2 separate regions of the Homo sapiens genome follow, and region 2 is linked to region 1. A link is an interaction called in ENCODE POLR2A ChIA-PET data of the cell type or tissue named here. Cell type or tissue: OCI-LY7. All regions are shown on one strand. Links, peaks and the distances in the headings refer to the core of each region. The heading gives the core; the rest is flanking DNA. Region 1 overlaps SOX2-OT (SOX2 overlapping transcript). Region 2 has its middle 120 kb from the start of LINC01206.

Region 1 (10,450 bases), core at 3,274-8,273:
CTCCTTTTTATAAACACAAAGTATGTATGTAGGTACATACACACACACATACATATATACACACATATGTATATGGTTTCTAGGAAGACAGCAAGGGTAACTAACGGTCATTAAGTATTGACTGGCTTGAGTGATGCCTGTTAGCGACTAAAAGTTGACGAGGTCTAAACTAAAATCGAACGTTTTTCTTTTTATTCTTTAAAAAAAAAATACTAGAGCTCTTTAAAAGCCCGGAGGACTTACCCTCAGGGATTATTCAGAGAAAAACTGAGACTGGCCGTTCGTCACAGGCAATTGTAAAGGGTTTCAAAGGGCCGATCAAACGATCGCCAGAGTAATCTACATTCAAGTCCGGATGATGGTGTTACGGCACACACCTGCGGGGTGTTTGCTGTCCGTGCCCCTCGCCGAGCTACAAATCATCATTAAAGCGAGCTGCTTAAGCTTCTTCCCAGCTTCTAGACAAGAGTTACTTGGGACAGTTCACTTTGATATTGCTGCAGCTCGCAATTGACAAGCAAGCTATTTTGGAGCTCAAGCCAGAGCCCACATCCTAATGCGCTTCGCGAAAGTAAGCAGGGTGGTTGGGGGCAGGGAGGGGTGAGCAATTGCAAAGGTCTGTCTCTTTCGCCAATTTCCAGAGCAGAATCACCGCAAAAATGTGTAGGAAACCAGGTTAAATCAGCTGAAACCCGCCTTGAGTTTCTAGTGAGGGCCCTCCCAAAACTTCTTTACTACAACTTTTAACCGACCCATACTGTGGACATAATCTCACCACCTCAGTTTCCCTCCTTCCTTCTCTTAAGTACCCACAGTCGGGTCAGCACCCAACCTCCATCAGGGTTGGTATCTAGTTTGAAACTTTCACTTTTGGTTCCTTGGTTTGCGATTATTTTCCCCCTTTTTGTGCGGACTGTGCCCTCGCTGCTCTCACTGCCCTCACCTTGAGGGGGAAAATAATCCGGAGTTGGGTAAAAAAGAAAAAGAAAGAGACTTGAGGGTCGGACAGCTGGAGGCGGGGAAAGGGGGGGGGTCGATGTGGGTTTCTGTCTGCGTCTGCCTGAGTGCCTGCAAGCCCTCGGCAATCCGCGTGCGACCCACTGGCGGGGGCGGGGTGGGGGAATTAACCGGCTATCGGTGATGCCAAGATCAACACTCGGAGCGAATGTATCAATAGACCAATTTTCTGCTCTTACCGCGAGCTTTTTCGTTTCAATCCAGAGTGGAGGTGTCTGCGCTGCGCAAGACGCAACAGCACAGTGGCGTCAGGCAAAAAAAAAAAAAAAAAAAAAAAAAAAAAGAGGGCGCTAGATGCGGGAGGCGCAAATATGGAAATTAACTCATTAGGAAGGGGTGTGGTTACCGCGAAGCCCCCTCCTCCATCCCGTCCTTTCTCCCTTGCTGCCACCGTCCCGGCTTGCTAAATATGAGATTACAAACAAACAAATAAAGCAGAAGCTGACTACGCAGTCCCAGATCAAACACGCTCCAGATAATTCGCTTCACTCAGCGCTGCGGCCAGATCTGCAGCTCAGCGCTGGCCCCTGACGCCCGCCGGTGTTTCAGCGCCCCCTCCACGCCAGCCCCGGCTGCCGCAGCTCTGAAAGGCAGGGCCCGCGGCGGCGTTTCGAAGGCACAGCACGTGGCCCTGACGCCCCGTTTGGTATACGTTTTAAAACATCAGACAAACGCTTCCACCAATATGGTGACCGTCTGAGGCCTTCTGCTGATCTCAGAGGTCCTCTCCTAAATGCTGCCTGAAGAGGATGAGGGTGGTGGTGGTCTCTGGGAGAAAAACAAAAAACAAAACAAACTAGAAAGTAATGTCCCAGAGTCCCTGGCCAAGAGGCTTTTCCCGGGGCGCCGCACTCCGCGAGAGGTATCAGTAGTGGAGGGCTCCGAGAATACGGAGGCTGGGGCCTGGAGGGGGTCTGAGCGTTGAAGTCCCGAGTTGCGATATTATTAACCAAAGACCAGGTTACCAAGATTGAGGGCGAGGAGGCTGGAGAATCTGCAGTGCATAATTATGTGCCGAAATAAAATGTTTCAGTGGGGGGAAAGGGGGTAAAAAGAACACGCAAAACCTCTCAACACCCCCACCCCACCCCGCCCCAGCTGCCCTGCCCCTAGGTCCTCAAAGCCTGCCTCTGTGCAGGGCTAAGGGAAAAAATGGCACTTTTATGGTTTTCCTTCCTGCGTGGCTCGCCTCCTTGTCCCTGCTCCCTGCCTGGCGCTCCCCCAGCTGCGGGCCCCTTGGAGGAAGGCTGCCCAGTCCCCTCGTCTCCCGCTGCCTGCAGGCCACCGAGTCTCAAAGCACGCATTGTCCAGCGGGGGCGGGGAGGCCAGCAGACCCATGGAGAAGAATAACACTGCGCCCAGCTCCTGTTAGGGAAAGTTTCCCAAATGCACTCCTTGTGGTAACATACTACTTTAAAAGATGGGGGGGCGGGGGGGATACGTTTTGAAAATCCGCTGCTTTCTCCAATTCTTCACCCTCTCCCCGTCACTTTTTAGGTCCTGAGAAAGAGAGTGGACCGGGAAGAAACTGGAAGGTGGCATGGAGGGCCAAAAATGTGAACCTGACTCTAGAGCAGTCAATGTGATGGTTTTTAAATGCAGGTGGGAAGAGTGAAGGGGGGATGTCTTCTCCCACGTCTGGTTGGGAGACAGATGCATGGCCGGTGCGCTGGGGGTTGCAGGAAGACTGGGCCACGAGGGCGCGTGTGCAGGCAAAGCATTTTGCACCTCCTGTTTATCTTAGAAACGGGGCGGAGGGGGGTGGGTGGGGAGCGATTGTTCTGCTTCCCGACAGGCAGAAGAAGTTGAATAAAATGGAGAGGCGGGCACACGCAAAAACAAAAACTGCTGCAGGCTCAGAGTCTTTCTCCTTGACCCGAATTCCAAATGGTGGGGGCTCTTCATTTGCAAAGGACTCCGATGTCTGAAGACCCCAGAGACAGCGGTCCTTCAGTGACGGCAAAAGCCGCGATAGAGACCGTTAGAATTGGGGCTTTTGGGGCAAATGTAATTAATCTTTCATTCGAGCAGCGGGGACCCATTCCTTCTAGGCGTTGTCGTCTGCATTGTAGTTCTCTGAGTTTCATGTGCTCTTCCAGGCGTTTGCAAAATAATGGCTCAGGTCCCTTGCAAAACTCTGCCTGAAACAAGTATATTCCAAGACAGTGCGGTAGCGAATAGGTTTTAAAAATCAAATCAAAACAAAGTAAAACCAAAAAAAAAAAAAAAAAAAAAAGTCCCAGGCCCATGCTCTTGGTGTCCAACCACCAAAATGAGGGAAGGGGAGAATAAGTGGTTGTGGCTATTTGGGAGTCGCGCTAATTTGGTGTGTGGACTTAATGCCTTAACGCTAAATCGGCAATATAAAGGGCTGAAGAGCAAGCCCGATAAAAGCTCTAATTACTACTGGAAACTTTAGGTGGTTGCTAGGATCTGAGGACCACCACCACCACAAAAAAAAAAAAAAAAAAAAAACCCTCCAATAGAGTGTTTGGACTGCGTATATGGGGGTGGGGGGTAGAGCTTGTAGAGGCGAATAGTACCCACATCTGCTGGAACTTCCATATCTAAGCTGTTCATTTACGGGAGCCAACTTATGAAATCTCCACAATTAGATCTTCATTGTTCTTCCTCCACAACACTGTCTAGAAAGAAAAGGTCTTCTCGGTCGGGGCCAATCCAACGAAGCGTTTGACGTTATTAAATAATAAAGCGATTGTGATTTACATTGTTGTTCAGAAAAAAAGGCCAATTATCCACTGTTATGTTGCCATAAAGATCATATTAACTCGAATTAGTAATCAAACAATATGCGAGCGTTTAAAAAAGTACAGCCGAACTGGGTGACAGCTACCGCGACGTCTTCACTTTCACCAGTACACCCGCGCCGGCAGCGGGAGCGAAAAAGGCAGACGCCGCAGACCCGAAAGGAGGGAGAGAGCAGCAAAGTGGTGATTAACGGCTCCAGTGTTAATTATTCTCAATTAATCCCAAACAGTGCAAACCTTCCCTGGTTCCCTGCAAGTTCCCTGGTTCCGATGCTCTGAGAATTCTGCCTGTCTGGGAGGAGTTTATAAGAACTACGGAAGAGGCAATTTCCACACAAGTGTACCTGTGAGCAAAGGGGGTAGGAGTGCAAGTGTGTGTACGCATGTTGTGTGTGGTGAGTGTGATTGTGAGGTTCACTACCTTTCTCAGAGCCTGGCGTGCACCCCGAGGTAGATGCCGTGGTGGGCAAGGCCCGCAGCATCTTCACGACCCTAGTGAATCTTGCGTCTTCTCTACTCAAATCACCCTCTCTCGTCCTCTGTTATTAGGTTTATAACTCGTTGCCCACTTAAATTTGTGCAGCCAACCACGGAAATCTAAATAGGTTTGAGTCGCCCCATGGGTACAGAATGGAGGCTTTAATAAGAAAGATTAATTGTGGGTGTGTACCGGCCGGAAGACGCGTTAGCTATCAAGTGGCGGCTGGCTGTGGGTCGAGGGGCGGGAGACGCCTCTCCTAGGTCTAGACGTTAGTAGGCGCCGTAGGCATACTCTAAACGCGGGCCACCTAGCGACTCGTAGTCACAAGCAAGCAAAGGGCTACACAGCACTCTTACCATCTTTTCCTGTGTTGAGGTTTTAAATAACTTGTCCTTTACTTACCCTGCACATCAAATCTTCTCGCCCTGCGCCCAGCACCGCCAGACCCCGCATTCCTGGTGTCCATGCGGAGGAGAGGGGACTTGTGACCGCTCTCCTAGGAGGTCTACCTATTCCCGCCCCCATCTACTGAACAATATTTAGGCGAATGATTGATACGTTTTGCTCCTGGGGCTAGAATGTTGATATTTTTTGTTGCCGTGATGAAACATGTGTATGGCTACATGTGTTTTTTAATACACACATGTAAGCAAGTAGGGAGTAATTTTCCCCAGAGAGATGTTTCAGCAAGTCAAGGCACAGGGGAGAATCAGCCAGCGGCAGGGCCGCGGGGATCTCTCCAGGCGCAGTGGTGGCACTGAGGGAACTGTCCTTGCCCGCAGTGGTGGCACTGAGGGAACTGTCCTGGCCCTTTCCTCACCCCTCCCTCTTTCAGCTAAAATGTTCAGATCCGGGACTAAGAAGTGGCGAAGTGGGCGGGGGCAGAGAGGAGTAGGGACTGGGTCGGGGATGAAGGAATTGGCTAGAATAGTTTGTCTAGTAGTGTGCCCCCCTTGAGTAATTCCATTTAAAACTTGAGGCACCAAGGCCTGGGCTTCAACAAATGTAAAACGAACTCTTGGAAGGTCCAGTCCTTGCAGCAGCAGGACAGCCAAAAGGTGGTCGCATCTTTGTTCAGAGTTTTAAAACAGTTGCTGCCTTTCCTAACCCTCTTGTTTTCCTCCACACCCCTCTTCCCAGTAAAACCAATTCAAAAGGGGGCAGAACTCCACTCCACAAGATTAATGTTTGTTAATTTGTAGGATTAACCATCTCATGAAGCATAATAAAATACTAGAGGTGCTCTTACCTTTAAATAAATACATAAAATTTGTGCCTTCTCTCCTTTCCTGTTTGATCTCTCTCAGGACATGGAAAACAGTGTCTTGGAACCTAATAAGTCTTAGAAGAACTTTTAACTCAGAGTTTTCACATCATCTGGGGTTGCTGTGGGCATTGGCATTGGGAGAGGATGTGGAGACCAGCTTACTTTTAATATCTATAGCTATACATTCTGGTTTGGAACTCACGATTAAAAATCTATTTGTTCCTCCCAGGGCTCTGCGGATTTCAATGTTGGTCATAGGAGCCGCAAAATGTTCATTAAAGGAACCTAACCAAGGCTACTGTATGGCCACTTTGTGAACTCAGAACTATGGATGGGGGGAAAAGTATGAAAGTGTGAGTTGATGTCACGCTGGCTGTCAGTGTGTGGTCTATTGTGGAGAATGGTGCTTTTTGACTGAACAGAGGGAGCCCCCCTCCCCCCTTCCCCAGCTCTACTGCACCTGCACTGGATGAGGGAGTCCCTGCCATTCAGCCCATCGCAGATTGTTCAAACAGAAGACATCTCTGACAGCACTCAATTCATTACATTTCTTCCTGCTTTTCAAACCAACACACACACACACACAAAATGAGTATTGCCAGCCAGTGACAGCCAAAAAAAAAAAAAAAAATCTTAAATACTTTATATGCAGCTAATTTGGAAGCTCATACAACTAACCATGAAATATTTTGTATCCTTAACTTGTAAGGCTTCCTGGGGGTGGGGGGAACGGTTGAAATTACCTGATTTTTCCAATTGAGAATATATCTCCATAGTTTATACGGGGATAGTAAGTTTGTAGAAAGACACTGCTAGCATGGGGCAGAAAGACATTTCGATGAGAATAAAAGCAGAAATGTGCAAAAGAGAAAAGCCTCTGATTTATCACAGCAGATGAGCCTGTTGATATGCATTCATAATTTATGCTGGGGGAACCAGCTTGCTAATAGAGGTGGGGTACCCAAGAACCAGGAGTGGGCAGTGAGGGAAGTAAGAGTGGGTAGTAAGGGAAGCATTGATGCTGAAGTGTAAGCTAAACATTTAAATCAATTTCTTAACAAGGCAGTCTTCCCCCCATATGCTCAAGTTTATTTTGCCATCTTGGATTCCAAGATGTTTTTGCACCATTTCACAAAGCTGATGAGACAGTGTTTAGAAAGCTGATGAGAGCGTGTTAGTCTAGTTTAACAGAAGTTGGGGTAAACAAACTCTCAAAGGGAAACTTGATTTTAAGATAGTTTCCTTGGAGGTGGGAGGAAGGAGAAATAGAGAAAGGGAGGAGGGCCTTGAGAAGGAGAAGACAGGTTTGCCATTTAGTATTCCAGACTGATTAAACTCTAATATTATGCAATAACCCCGATTTGAGCTGTTAAGTGTGATAAAATCGACCTGGATGTGAGCTGATACTAAACTGACTGCATGCAAAATATTGGCTAATCGTTACTCTGTGAGATCCTGGACCAATATCAGAACATAAGGCCTGCTTTCCAGGATCCTTTCCATTGGAAGGGCATTCAATAAATCAAATTGATTTGAGAGTTGGAAAGAAAACTTGAGAAGTGCATCTCCCAGAAATCCAGAAATGCCCAGGTGCTTTTCCCTAACAAATACTTCTATGCCACTTACACACATTCCACTGACCAGATAATCTTTCCTCTTATCTACAATTTAAATCACAGTTCTAAGAAATTCTCTCAGCAATACATGACTCTAAAAAGATTTTTAAAAGCTATACAAATTCTTAGGAATAGAGGGGAAAGAGAAAATAGAACTAGTGCAGCAATGGTAAGCCTGGAGCAATTGTCCTAACCATGGCTGGATATGAGAGCCAGAAAACTCTTCTAAGTCCATTTCTTAAATCGCCGCTGAAACTTGCACCGGGTTAAATAAAGCTATGGTGTGCTTTGTAAAGGCATTTGTCGTAATTTGTCGACCGTCTAAAAACAAAAACATACAAACACAACAGAAACAACTCATTCAGATCCCACAACAAATTGTGGCTAACAAACTAAATAACATATATATATTTGGAAGAAGGGCGGTCCTGTGACGAGAGTTGTGCGCGTGACTATATACGTACTTAGGATTATGGTTACTTGTATATGTGGTTATGTTCTGGAGACGGGGTCTGGGGGGCGGCCAGGGGCCTCGGGAGCCTCCCAAACTGGGGCTTGGTAGTGGTGATGGAGCTGGGCTGCACTGGCCTCGCCCTGTAAGCGTTCGGATTGCCCTTTCTGGAACACTCAAACGAATCATTTCATCCCCGGAGCCCTGCAGGCCCTGACGTCACGAGGTGGGGGTGGGGGCGCAGTCCCGCTTCTGGCCTGGCCGCCAGCGATAAGAACCCTTGGGAAGAATTCACCGCTCCTTATTTAATACAGTAATTATTTTTCTGCCTTCTGCGGGTGGGGGCGGGTCCTGCCCGGAATGCCGGGATCCCTCCCTTCAGGACGATGCCCAGGGATGGCAAGTTTGCAAGATAACTTCCTAGGCAAATCTTAAGTCAGAGAGAGCACTGGAAAAGTAAGAAGGGTGGTATGAACAAGACTAATTTCACTGTCCAGAGCCAGGAAGGCCAGAAAGGACCGGGGTTTCTGTATTGTTCTCTGTAGTCTAACGTGAGAACTGCTTCCCTTCCCTAATTCTGCTGGGCAGTAAGTAAAGTCATGCTTATCAATTAAGCCTGTTTTGTCAGGCACTCTGTATTCATCTTCTTCGAGGTAACTATATATTATCCCTATCTCACAAGTGGGAAAGTGAAGGGTCTGTATCTTCCCATCCCTACCTGCTCTAATCCAGAGGGGCCCAATATTCCAGGGATCCCAGATTGCTCCGGGGGCTTCCCCCAGCCCTGCCAATCCTCGGCCTCTAATCGGGAAGAACCGAGCGAGATCACTAATACTGAGATTTGGCCACAAACAGGGACAAACATCCCCTTGGGTAGACAATCTCTGATGTGGGTGGGAATCTGGGGCCTAGACACCGTCTCCCGTGTCACGAGGTCAACATGGAGAGGGCTTGGGCTGGGGCGCAGGAGGCAGAGGACTCTGGAGTGGTGAGGGCCCCAACGCCTCGGGAGACTTTCTAGACTTGTCTGACGCGGGTCGGTGCCTGAGGGAGAGGGAATGCGACCGTTTGAGCAGAGCCCGGGCAGAGAGAACTCGAGCCCCACACAGCACCTTCTTGGGGAGCCCCATGGGTGAGGTGACCCGGGCCGCGGTGACGTCAGGTCCACCCGCCGGAGCTCGTCAGCTCGGCCTCAATTTGCCCGCGCGTCGGCTCTCAGCACTGGGCACTGCGCGCTCCCCAGGGCAGCCGGCGGGAGGCCGGCGCGCTCACAGCCCGGAGCCGTGGCCCGCGCGGAAGCTGGGAGAGCTAGGCAAATGATAGTTCAAAGCGCCGAACTCTATATAAAACAGTGCACCCTTCATTCTGTACACGCAGGCAGACTAGGGTAATAAAACGAAGGACACCTCCAGCTTTCAAATCACCTGACACTTCTTTGCAGAGTAGAACAAGCATCTCAAGTTCAAACGCCTAGGTGAAGCAAATATCTTTGCATCCCGAAATGAGAAGACATTCTATTTGCTTTAGGAGAGAAACTGAGCAAAGTGCTCAAGGAATCAGAAATATCACCATTATACCAAAGTATAAAATAAAATCCATCTGAACTCCGAATAGAGAAAGAGAGCTTTCTGCCACAGACAAGAATCTTAGACTTATCTTAATACTCCACCCTTCCAAAGAGAAATCCCCTTAGTCAAAATAAGAAAGTCAAGTCCATTATTTTCTAAAGGCCACAGAAGCAAAATAGACAAACTGAAAACAAGAATCATAAAACTGGACAGCACTGTTAGCAGGGAGAGAGGAGGTTACAAGTGTCTCTTGGTGGTAACAGATGTCGGGTTTCCAGAAAAGTTTTAATAGAAAATAACTATGAAAGACACTAAACTAATTATCTGGTTTGGGCAACTTTCCTGTCTTTGGGAAGCTCCTTCCACAGCTTTTCTTACTCTAGAACTCCGGAAACTATGTCCTTTTGGACTGTATCCATATTTTCACAGTAAAGGTCAGAGTTTCTCCCCCTTCTTCCTTCTTTGAGGGATTCACCTCATAGGTGAAGTCCTTAGGAAATCCATCCAGCCCTCTTCCAATTTAGGTCACAAAAAGAAAGCAAAGCAAAAAAATAAATTAACCCCTATCTCCAACCCTACTTGCTGCCCGAAAAGCAACTCTAGCTTGGAGAGCAAGAAAATGCAGCAGAAAAAAAAAACAGAGAATGAGATGCAAATTATTTTAAGGGAATAATGTGGGTGTGTGGGGTGGGGGTTGTCCGTTGGGGAATGTGAACTGAAGTCTCTGCTAAAGCTCATGGCAAAGGAAACTCCTTCCACAAAGAAAAATATGAGGATCTGTTTTTCAAAATTCTCCAAGATCAATAAATGAAACTGGGGTGAGGTGATGAAAAGTTCTCTTAATTATAACAGATAAATAAATAAATAAATAAATGAGCAGCGTCAATCAGCAGGCGATCAAACCATAGTCAAACTTCAATCTCAGAGCAGTTAGCTATAAACTGTTAGCAGTTGAAAAGTAAACCTCATGCACACAAAGGCACTGTTTAATTTTCATCTTGTAATGGTTCTAAATGAAGACCCCATCACTATGCAGTTAAGCGGTATTTCTTGTCCCCCTGAGGCGCTGATCAGTTCTTTTTAATGTGAGAAAACTGGCAGCTCAAAACCCGTCAATGGAGCTCCCACAACAAAAGTTCTGAAAAGCTGAATGAATTGGGTTTGTAATTACTGTTCCCACCGCCACCCCCCCCACCATTGCAGCTTATCTCTTATTCATTCAATTTATATTATTGTCGAGGAATCTTACCCTCAAAATCATTCCCTTACCATTTTACCTAGG
Region 2 (10,450 bases), core at 2,080-7,079, 110 kb before region 1:
TCCCCATTTGGGTTAAAACAACTCTTGGCTAGACCAGTCCACAAAAGGCAACACCAGACTTTAACAAACAGTTCATGCTTAAGGAGGCCTGCGGTCTGAAGTTCCTAAGGCAAATAAAAATGGCAAATGCAAATAAATGCATCAACACCCCCCTCTTTTTTGGCTTCCTTCCATAGTCAACTGGGATGGAGAGGTCAGGTCCAACACAGGGAATTACTATGGATGCGAACTTTCCAGCACACAAAGCATCCTGGTGCCAGGGTAGAGAAAGTACAAATTTGGTGCATTTCTGCTCAAGGCCATACTTACCTGGGCCCAAATGACTATAGATATGGAGAATCAGTGGCCTCCTGTAAAGTTTTTGTAGCAACTCTGGTGTTCTCAAATTGTCTAGAAGTCTTGGGCATCCTGAAAGTGTGTCTTTGCTATAACTTGGCATCTTTGAAATGCAATCACCCTAGAGGCAGTAATATGAGAATGGCTTCTTAGTGTTGGCCATTTGATATTTTCTAGTGCTGCCTTATCATTCAGGAAAGCACTAATTTGGGGAGCAGTATACCTAGAAATGTCATTAGACAGTGTGGGGATTTCCACTGCATTCAGGACCCACAGAGTGAAATGAACAATCCCGCTGTTAGAACAATTTTGCATTTTGTTAGGTCAATTTGGTTCAGCCAAAATTGCTTTGTGTCAACTAGTTTTAAGCCTGAGTTAACTTTTAGCCTATCCAGTGGTTCCAAACATAAATACCTCACATTACTGTGTTGGATACACTGGTTAGAATTTGAGTTAGGAGTAACAGTGGTTTTAATTTGTTAATTTTTTAAGTCCTTGGGAAGTTATTCCCAGCTGCCAGGATGTGAAGCGCCATGGAGCTCCACCCTCTACAAAGTCCACTTTGCAATTTTCAAAGGAAAACTTCAGTTTTATAGATTATAAATCCACACTCTCATCTTCAATGTGAACACACCTCCTTTCTCTCTCCAACCATTGCTTCATTTCTCTGCCCCCCCTTAATTTTTCTCAACAAGTAAACAAACTGAATACTGTAAAAATCAAATCCTAGGAAAAACCAGAACAATGACACTGCTTGATTCAAAGTCAGCTGACATTGAATGTATGTCTACTGCATCCCTAGACATATCTTGTATAATCCTCACCCAGGGAAATAAGTATTATTTATCTTCACCTTAAGTATGTGAAATCTGAAGTTTAGAGGACATTAAGTTACAAGTCCATGTTCACACAGCTAGAATGTCAAGAAGCCAGGAGTTATTTTCAGTGACTTTGTCCTTGATTCAGTTCCAGGGCTCATTTTCCAAGACTACATTTCTATGTCTTTTAAAGATTGATAGAGTCGGCAAGGCACAGTGGCTCACGCTTGTAATCCCAGCACTTTGGGAGGCCGAGGCGGGCAGATCATTTGAGGTAAGGAGTTCAAGAACAGCCTGGCCAATATGGTGAAAGCCCATCACTACTAAAAATACAAAAAAATTAGCCAGGCATGGTGGCATGCACCTGTAGTCCCAGCTACTTGGGAGGCTGAGGCAGGAGAATCGCTTGAACCCGGGAAGCAGAGGTTGCAATGAGCCAAGACCTTGCAATTGCACTCCAGCCTGGGCAACAGAGCGAGACTCTGTCTCAAAAAAAAAAAAAAAAAAAAAAAAAACAATATAGCAAGGCGTGGTGGCACATGCCTGTAATCCCAGCTACTCGGGAGGCTGAGGCAGGAGAATCGCTTGAACCCAGGAGGTGGAGGTTGCAGTAAGCCAAGATTGTGCCATTGCATGCCAGCCTGGGCAACAGAGTGAAACTCCATCTCAAAAAAAAAAAAAAAAAAAAGATAGAATCAAAGTTGATGACTTTTCCTGGTAATATTTCAGAGCATTAAAAAAATGTTTTAGTGATATATGTTAATTATATCTTACCTTTTAAGCTTGACATTCAAAATAAAATTTTAAATGTAGTTTACTGGCAGGTTTTTTTCCCCAATGGGAGGTGTTCTGGCGGTATTTGAATCTGAGTTGAAATCCTGTGTCTGGCTGTGTGATCATGAATTCATCACTTAACCTTTAGTGGCCTGTTTCTGAATCTGTAAAACAAGAATAAAAATAGTTACCTCCCAGGGTTGGATTTATTTATGCTGCAATTTATCCTTAGACATTATCTGTCTCTCTCAGTAGACTAAGAGCTTCTTTTAAGCATGAACTTTGTCCTCATCATCTATGTATCCTTCATTTATTTCATTGGGTTGTGCATATACTATTTGTTGAATAAATAAATTATTTATATGATTGCATTTGCCACATGTTAGGATCTCAATAAAAGTTTTATTTTCCTTTTTTCTTTTCTTTTTAAGGACTAATAAGGTGTTTATCAGAGAAGAGGTGAAAAACTGCTCAAATAATTTTAGGCACTGTAAACAAAAATGGAAGAGATACACAACTGTATCCTTTTTGATGGGGGCAAAGGAGTCTCTTCAAGTGATCCATATTGGTACAGGGAGATGTCTGAACAGGTGCATTATGACATGATGCCCACAAGCCCAGGTCATATAATGGAAAAGTCAATGTCCAGATTATCAAAGAATTAAGAGAGCACAATGGGCCATCTTCCATATGTTTCAGAAATGCTGAAGAAGTAGTTGAAGAATTGGTCTTGCCATTCTCTAGGAATCATGTTGCTGTCTAATTCATTTGGTTGCTGCTTCTTCACCTCTGTGAAGGTATTGAGACTGCATAGGGGACAAAAGAAGCCAAAGAAAAATGATTAAATACAAAAGGCGGCAAAATATTTGCTCATATTTTATACATAAGTAATATTGGAGGTCACACCTTTCCTGAGATCAGTCTGGATTCCAGGTCTGATTTTAGAGAGTACTAAAACATTTGCCCATAGGTATTAAATTATTCAAATAGAGGGTGCAAGAGGAGGCAGAAAAATGAAGGAAAGGGTACTAATTTGAGGGAATGAAACACTTAAGGACCTGGTTATGCCAGGTAGTAGTCACCTTGGGCCAGTAACTTCAGTTATTTATTTTCATGGCCATCTGTTTCCTCCCTGGAAAACTAGAGGAGAATGGGGGTTTGTTCAACTCTGGTGTCAAAATGTGTATGTGGTGGGGGGGAGGGATTTTATTTATTTTTTTTTGAGACAGTCTCACTCTGTCACCCAGGCTGCAGTGCAGTGGCTGATCTCAACTCACTGCAACCTCTGCCTCCGAGGCTCAAGCGATCCTCCCACCCCGGTTTCCTAAGAAGCTGGGACTAGAAGTGCACATGCAGCTAATTTTTGTATTTTTTGTAGAGACAGGGTCTCGAACTCCTGGGCTCAAGCAATCTACCTGCCTCAGCCTCCCAAAGTGCTGGGATGACAGGCATGAGCCACCGCACCCAGCCAATGTTTTTATAATATGATTTTTCTGCAACTGTATTTGCTGGAGAAAATCACACCACTGTGTTGACCAGTCATGATCACACATCAAGAGGACTGTCTTACATCTTTTCATCTCTTCTGTAACCTCCAACTTATCCCTACATTCTCACCTCTCAGCTTCACTTTCAACCAATGAATCTACCTCATCTTTCATCTAGAGCTATACTGTCCAATGGTAGCTACTAGCCACATGTAGCTATTTAAATTTAAATTAATTTAAATTAAAAATTCAGTGCCTGAGTTGCACTAACCGCATTGCAAATGTTAAACAGCCACATCTCCCCTTACTATCATACTGGACTGTGTAGATATAGGACATTTTCACCATCTCAGAAATTTCTATTGAACAGCACTGGTCTATTGTAGAAGAATCCCCTCGTCTACTCAACCCTGACTCTCTAGACCTGTCTGCAATATACGTCCCTCTACCTTCCCTTTTGTGCCAATGAAAGAGGTGTCCCTGATTCTATCAGAGAACCAGCCCCTCCATGTGTCATCTCACCAACTCAAGGACCTTGCTTTCTGTCTCACCATTCTGTGTTGTAATGTTTCCCCTTTATACTGAATTATTTTTATTGACAAAATGTCAAATCTTTTAAAAAATAAAATTTCCCACTTCTGAGAAATGAAATAGACTTACTTTTTCTTATTACTCCTGCTAAGTACAATGAAAAACTTTGGACATTTTATATATAAATATATCTATATATAATATATAGATATATCTAATGTATAGATATATGTAGATATTACATATATATTTACATTGATATTATATGTAAAATATATTGATAAGAAATATACACACACACACACACACACACACACACATATATCAAGGCTTAGCTCAGAAAGATGAAGAGAAAAGCCATGCCGGCTAGAAAACCTGGGGCCCGCCGGGCGCGGTGGCTCAGGCCTGTAATCCCAGCACTTTGGGAGGCCAAGGTGGGTGGATCACGAGGTCAGGAGATGGAGACCATCCTGGTTAACACAGTGAAACCCTGTCTCTACTAAAAATACAAAAAATTAGCTGGGCGTGGTGGTCCGTGCCTGTGGTCCCAGCTACTCGGGAGGCGGAGGCAGGAGAATGGTGTGAACCTAGGAGGTGCAGCTTGCCGTGAGCCAACATCTTGCCACTGCACTCCAGCCTGGGCAACAGAGCCAGACTCCGTCTCAAAAAAAAAAAAAAAAAAAAAGAAAAGAAAAGAAAAGAAAACTTGGGGCCCAAAGGAAAACACAGTAGTGAATTTCCTGGGTTTTCTTTTTGCCTCATATATCTCAGACTCAGAGCTGAGCGAGCTGGCAACCCAGAAATGCTAATAAGTGCAGACAAAACCACCCCAACAAAAACCTGCTCTCTCTTGCCGAAGAACCAGGAAAGGGGCAGCCTAGGAAAACAGAGAAGTTTTAGATAATAACTGCTTCACCGCAGCCAAACACCACAGAAAAACTATGGCACCACCTCCACACAGGCCAGCAAAGGCCAAGTAGGGACCTAGAATTTCACCCTTGTGAGGCTGTGGGAAGTGACACAGCACCCACACTGGGATGGTGTCAGAGAAGGCCAAACAGAGAGCTAGGATTGTCATCCCTACTGGCCAGTAACGTGACTCTACTCCCACTCCAGTTTTCAGTAGAGATATCTAAGGATTCTAGACTTTTACCCCCTCCTGGCAGTAATATGCATTCCTTCCCATCGCCACTGAATAGGGTCGAGGGGAGCCTAGTGGACAGTCATGATGTCACCAGCACCAGTGGTAACAAGGCCACTGCAGTGTCAGTGGAGACATGCCGGGAGCTGGAACTTCCTTTTTATTAGTAACAAGGAGCACCCCCATCTCAGGTATAAACAGAAGCTTAATAGTTAAGCTGTATTTCTGTGTCAAGATGGCAATGATGAGGTGGCGCTCTTCCTTCCCTAGCAAGAGAGATGTCAGAGAAAGCCAACTAAAACAGAATTTTTAAATAAGATGCAGAGTTTCAAAACATAATATGAAAATATCTGATTTTCAATGAAAAATCACTCATCTCCTCAGGAACCAGGAAGATTTCAAAAGAAAAAAAGACAATCCGTAGATTCCAATTCCAAGATAACAGAGACATTAGAATTATGTCTACAAGGTAACAGAGACAAAGATTTTAAAGCAGCCACGGTAAAGATGCTTCAGTGAGGCCGGGCGCAGTGGCTCACCCCTGTAATCCCAGCACTTTGGGACACCTAGGTGGGCAGATCACCTGAGCTCAGGAATTTGAGACCAGCCTGGCCAACATGCCGAAACCCCATCTCTACTAAAAATACAAAAATTAGCTGGGCGTGGTGTGCACACCTGTAATCCCAGCAACTCAGGAAGCTGAGGCAGGAGAATCGCTTGAACCCAAGAAGCGGAGGTTGTAGTGAATCGAGATCGCGCCATTGCATTCCAGCCTGGGCAACAGAGTGAGACTCAATCTCGAAATAAATAAATAAATAAATAAATAAAAGCTTCAGTGAGCAACAACTACAAACATGCTTCAAACAAAAACAAATAAAAGAAAGCAAGCCTGAGCAAAAAAAAACACAAACAAACAAACAAAACGATAAAAGAGTGAAAGAAACATTTTAGTACTTTAAAATACAAAAACCAAAGTAAAAAACCTAGAGAATGGACATAACAGCAGAATGAGAGGGACAGGTGAAATCATCACTAAGCTGAAAGATAGACCAACAAGAATTACCCAGTCTGAACAGTAAAGAGAAAAAAAAAAAATAGACCAAAAAAAAGAGACAGACCCTCAGGGATCTTTGGTACTACACCAAAATGTCTACTATTTGTGTCACTGAAATCTCAGAAGGCGGGCAGGAAGAGGGCAGGGCTAAAAAGTCCCTAATTTGAAAGCAGACATAAACGTAAGGGCTCAACAAGCTGAGCAAACCATAAGCATCAATCTCCCGGGCTCAAGTGATCCTCCCACCTCAGCCTCTTGAGTAGCTGGGATTACAGGCATGCACCACCATGTCCAGCTACTTTTTAAATTTTTTGTGGAGACAGGGTCTCACTATGTTGCCCAGGCTAGTGTCAAACTACTGAACTCAAGTGACCCTTTTGCCTCAGCCTCCCAGAATACTGGGGTTACAGGTGTAAGCCCCACTGAAAAACACCTTTATAGCATCTAGAGAAAAAATAATACCTTACTTATAAATAAAAAGCATCAGAATGACAGCAGATTTCTCATTAGAAACCATGCAGACCAGAAAAAGTGACTCAATATTTTTTAGGTACCAAGAGAAAATAATTGTCAATATAGAACCCTATACTATTTAATTTTATCATTTAAAATAGTAAATAAAGCTGACTGTCTTTGAGCAGGGAAAGATTTTTTCCTGCCTTGAGACTGGAAAAAAAAAATACCAGAACCCTATACTTGGTGAAAAATATTCTTCAGAAATGAAGAAATCAAAATATTCTCAGAAGAAGGTAAACTATGAGAATTTATTGTTAGCAGATCTACTTTAAAGAAGATCTGGCCAGTTTTGGTGGCTCCTGCCTGTAATCCCAACACTTTGAGAGGTTGAGATGGGAGGATAACTTGAGCTCAGGAATTCAAGACCAGCCTGGGTGACATAGCGAGACTCCATCTCTACAATAAATAAATATATAAATACATATATGGACACATAAATATATACATATATATTTACATATACGTATTTTTGAGACAGATACTCTGTCACCCAGGCTGGAGTACAGTGGTGTGATCTTGGCTCACTGCAACCTCCATCTCCTGGGTTCAAGTGATCCTCCTGCCTCAGCCTCCCAAGGAGCTGGGATTACAGGCATCTGCCACCACACCCAGCTAATTTTTGTATATTTTTAGTAGAAATGGGGTTTCACCATGTTTGCCAGGCTGGTCTTGAATTTCTGACCTCAAGTGATCCACCTGCCTCAGCCTCCCAAAGTGTTGGGTTTACAGGCGTGAGCCACCATGACCAGCCTTACAAAAAAAATTTAAAAATTATCTGGGCATGGCAGGGTGTGGTAGCTCATGCCTGTAATCCCAGCACTTTGGGAGGCCGAGGAGGATGGATCACCAGATCAGGAGATCAAGACCATCCTGGCTAACACGGTGAAACCCCATCTCTACTAAAAATACAAAAAATTAGCTGGGCGTGGTGGTGGGTGCCTGTAGTCCCAGCTACTCGGGAGGCTGAGGCAGGAGAATGGCATGAACCTGGGAGGCAGAGCTTGCAGTGAGCTGAGATTGTGCCACTGCACTCTGGCCTGGGGGACAAAGCAAGACTCTGTCACAAAAAAAAAAAAAAAAAAAAAAAAAATTATCTGGGCATGGTGTTGTGCACCTGTAGTTCCAGCTACTTTGGAGGCTGTGACAGGAAAATCACTTGAGCCCAGGAGGCTGAGGCTATGGGGAGCCATGATTGTGCCACTGTACTCCAGCCTGGGCAGCAGAGCAAGACCCTGTCTCCAAAAAAATATAAAGGTATCTAATGAAAGTCCTCTAAACAGAAAGGAAGGTTGGGCATGGTGGCTCACACTTGTAATCCCAGTGCTTTGGAAGGCCAAGGTAGAAAGATTGCTTGAAGCCAGGAGTTTGAGACTAGCCTTTATCTACAGTTAATAAATAAACAGAAAAAGCATTAAAAAAGAAGAAATCTTGGGATATCAAGAAGGAAGGAAGAACATAATAACCAAAAATATGGGTAAAATCAATAGGCTTTTATTTTCCTCTTGAATTTTCTAAATTATGTTATATATGGCCAGCATTTTAAAAAGCTATAGAAACAGATACACTCAGAAACACTATAGCTAAATCAAAATGGAATTCTAAAAATATTCAAATAATCCATAGGAAGGCAGAAAACAGAAAGCAGGTAATGAAAAACAGGAAAAAAAAAAACATAGTGCCATTATATATAAATTAAGTGCCATTATATATAAATAAATACATTAAATGTAAATGCTTTAAATACACCAGTTAGAAAACAGAGATTGGGGCCAGGCATAGCGGCTCATGCCTGTAATCCGAGCATTTTGGGAGGCCAAAGTGGGAGGACTGCTTGAGGCCAGGAGTTCAAGACCACCCTGGCCAACATAGTGAGACTCTGCATCTATTTTTTGTTGTTGTTTAAAAAAAAATGTTTTTAAAGAAAATAAAATGGAGATTGGCAGGGTGGATTAAAAGCAAAATCTAACTATATGCTGTCTACAAGAAACTCACTTCAAGTCTAATGATACAGGCAGATTGAAAGTAAAAGGGTGGAAAAGATATACCATGCAAATGTGAAGCAAAGGAAAGCCAGAATAGTTATATTAATATTAGATAAAGTAGACTTCAGAGCAAAGAGGATACTAGAGACAGAGAAGTACAATATAATAATAAAAGGGTCAATCAAGAACAGATAGCAATTCTAACTATTAATATGTGTGCACCAAACAACAAAGCTGGAAAATATGTAAAACAAAACTGATAGAACTGAAAGGAGCAATAGACAAATTCATAATTATAATAGGAGATTTCAACACCACTCTCTCAATGAATGATAGAACAATAGACTGAAAATCAGCACGCATATAGAAGACCTCACCAATACCATTAGCCAGCAAGATCTAATTGACATAGACCACTTCACCCAACGATAGCACAATACATTTTCTTCTTTTTCCTTTTATTTATTTATATTTTTTATTTTTATTTATTTACTTTTTTTAAGAGGGAATCTTGCTCTGTCACCAGGCTAGAATGCAGTGGCGCAGTCTTGGCTCACTGCAACCTCCATCTCCTGGATTCAAGTGATTCTCCTGCCTCAGCCTCCTGAATAGCTGGGATTACAGGTGTGCACCACCACGGCCAGCTAACTTTTTGTATTTTTAGTAGAGATGGTGCTTCACCATGTTGGCCAAGATGGTCTCGATCTCCTGACCTCGTGATCTGCCCACAGCCTCCCAAAGTGCTGGGATTACAAGCGTGAGCAACCACACTAGGCCTCTCTCTCTCTCTATATATATATATATATAAAATATATATTTATTTACATATTATATATATTTATATGTATAATATATATTTATTTACATATTATATATATATTTATATATATAAATATATATATCCCTGCAAGAGATATATATATCTATATATGTAAATAAATATATATATTATACATATATATTTTTTAATAGAAGTAGAGACATAGTCCCCACTATGTTGCCCAGGCTAACCTCAAACTCCTAGACTCAAGCAATCCTCCCACCTTGGTCTCCCAAAGTGCTGGGATAAAAGGTGTGAGCCATCATGCCTGGCAAGAATACAAATTATTTTTACATGCCCATAAAACATATACCAAGGTAAACCATATCCTGGGCCTTGAAACAAACCTCAACACATTTAAGAGAATTGAAATCATACAAAGTATGTTCTCCAACCAAAACATAATCAAATTACAAATCAATAACAAAAGGATCACAGGAAAATCTTCAAACTCTTGGAAACTACACAATACACTTCTAAGTAATCCATGAGTCAAAGATAAAGTCTCAAAGGAAACCAAAAAATAAATTGAACTGGATGAAAATGAAAAATATACTAAGACTTGTGGGACCTACCTAAAGCAATACTAAAAGGGAAATTTATAGCATTAAATGCATACATTAGAAAAGAGGGAGTCTCAAATACAGATCTAAGCTCCCCACTAAAAATAAAAAACAACCTAAGCTACCACTTTAAAACCTAGGAAAAGAAGAGCATAATAAACACAAAGCAATCAGAAACAGCAAAATAACGAGGTAAGAGGAGAAATCAGTAAAATTGAAAAGAAAAAATGATAGAGAAAAATCAATGAAACAAAAAGATGGTTCTTTGACGAGATCAACAAAATTGACAAACCTCTGCCAAGACTGACAAAGAAGCCTGGGCAATATACCCAGACCCCATTTCTAAAAACATTTTTAAATTTTAAATAACTTATCTGGGCATAGTGGAACATGCCTGTATTCCCAGCTACTCAGGAGGCTTAGGTGGG

The links. Peaks named below come from ENCODE experiments on the same cell type or tissue, not always from the same donor. Only the 100,000 strongest peaks of a DNase experiment are listed, where the experiment ranks them.
Region 2: POLR2A ChIA-PET joins it to region 1 with 5 read pairs; 3 of 35 experiments call an interaction of 5 or more read pairs at or near these places.

Annotation. Positions count from the first base shown.
Region 1 is chr3:181,717,842-181,728,291 of GRCh38, reverse strand. The region is part of intron 6 of SOX2-OT (SOX2 overlapping transcript); the gene reads right to left. Among named protein-coding and RNA genes, the nearest start is that of SOX2, 11 kb to the right of the region's middle. RefSeq lists an enhancer at 1-704. In OCI-LY7, for the core only: no CTCF peak of the experiment used is centred there; a DNase peak (open chromatin) is centred at 5,994.
Region 2 is chr3:181,828,741-181,839,190 of GRCh38, reverse strand. No RefSeq gene overlaps it. Among named protein-coding and RNA genes, the nearest start is that of LINC01206, 120 kb to the left of the region's middle. In OCI-LY7, for the core only: CTCF peaks have their summits at 5,174 and 5,373; no DNase peak of the experiment used is centred there.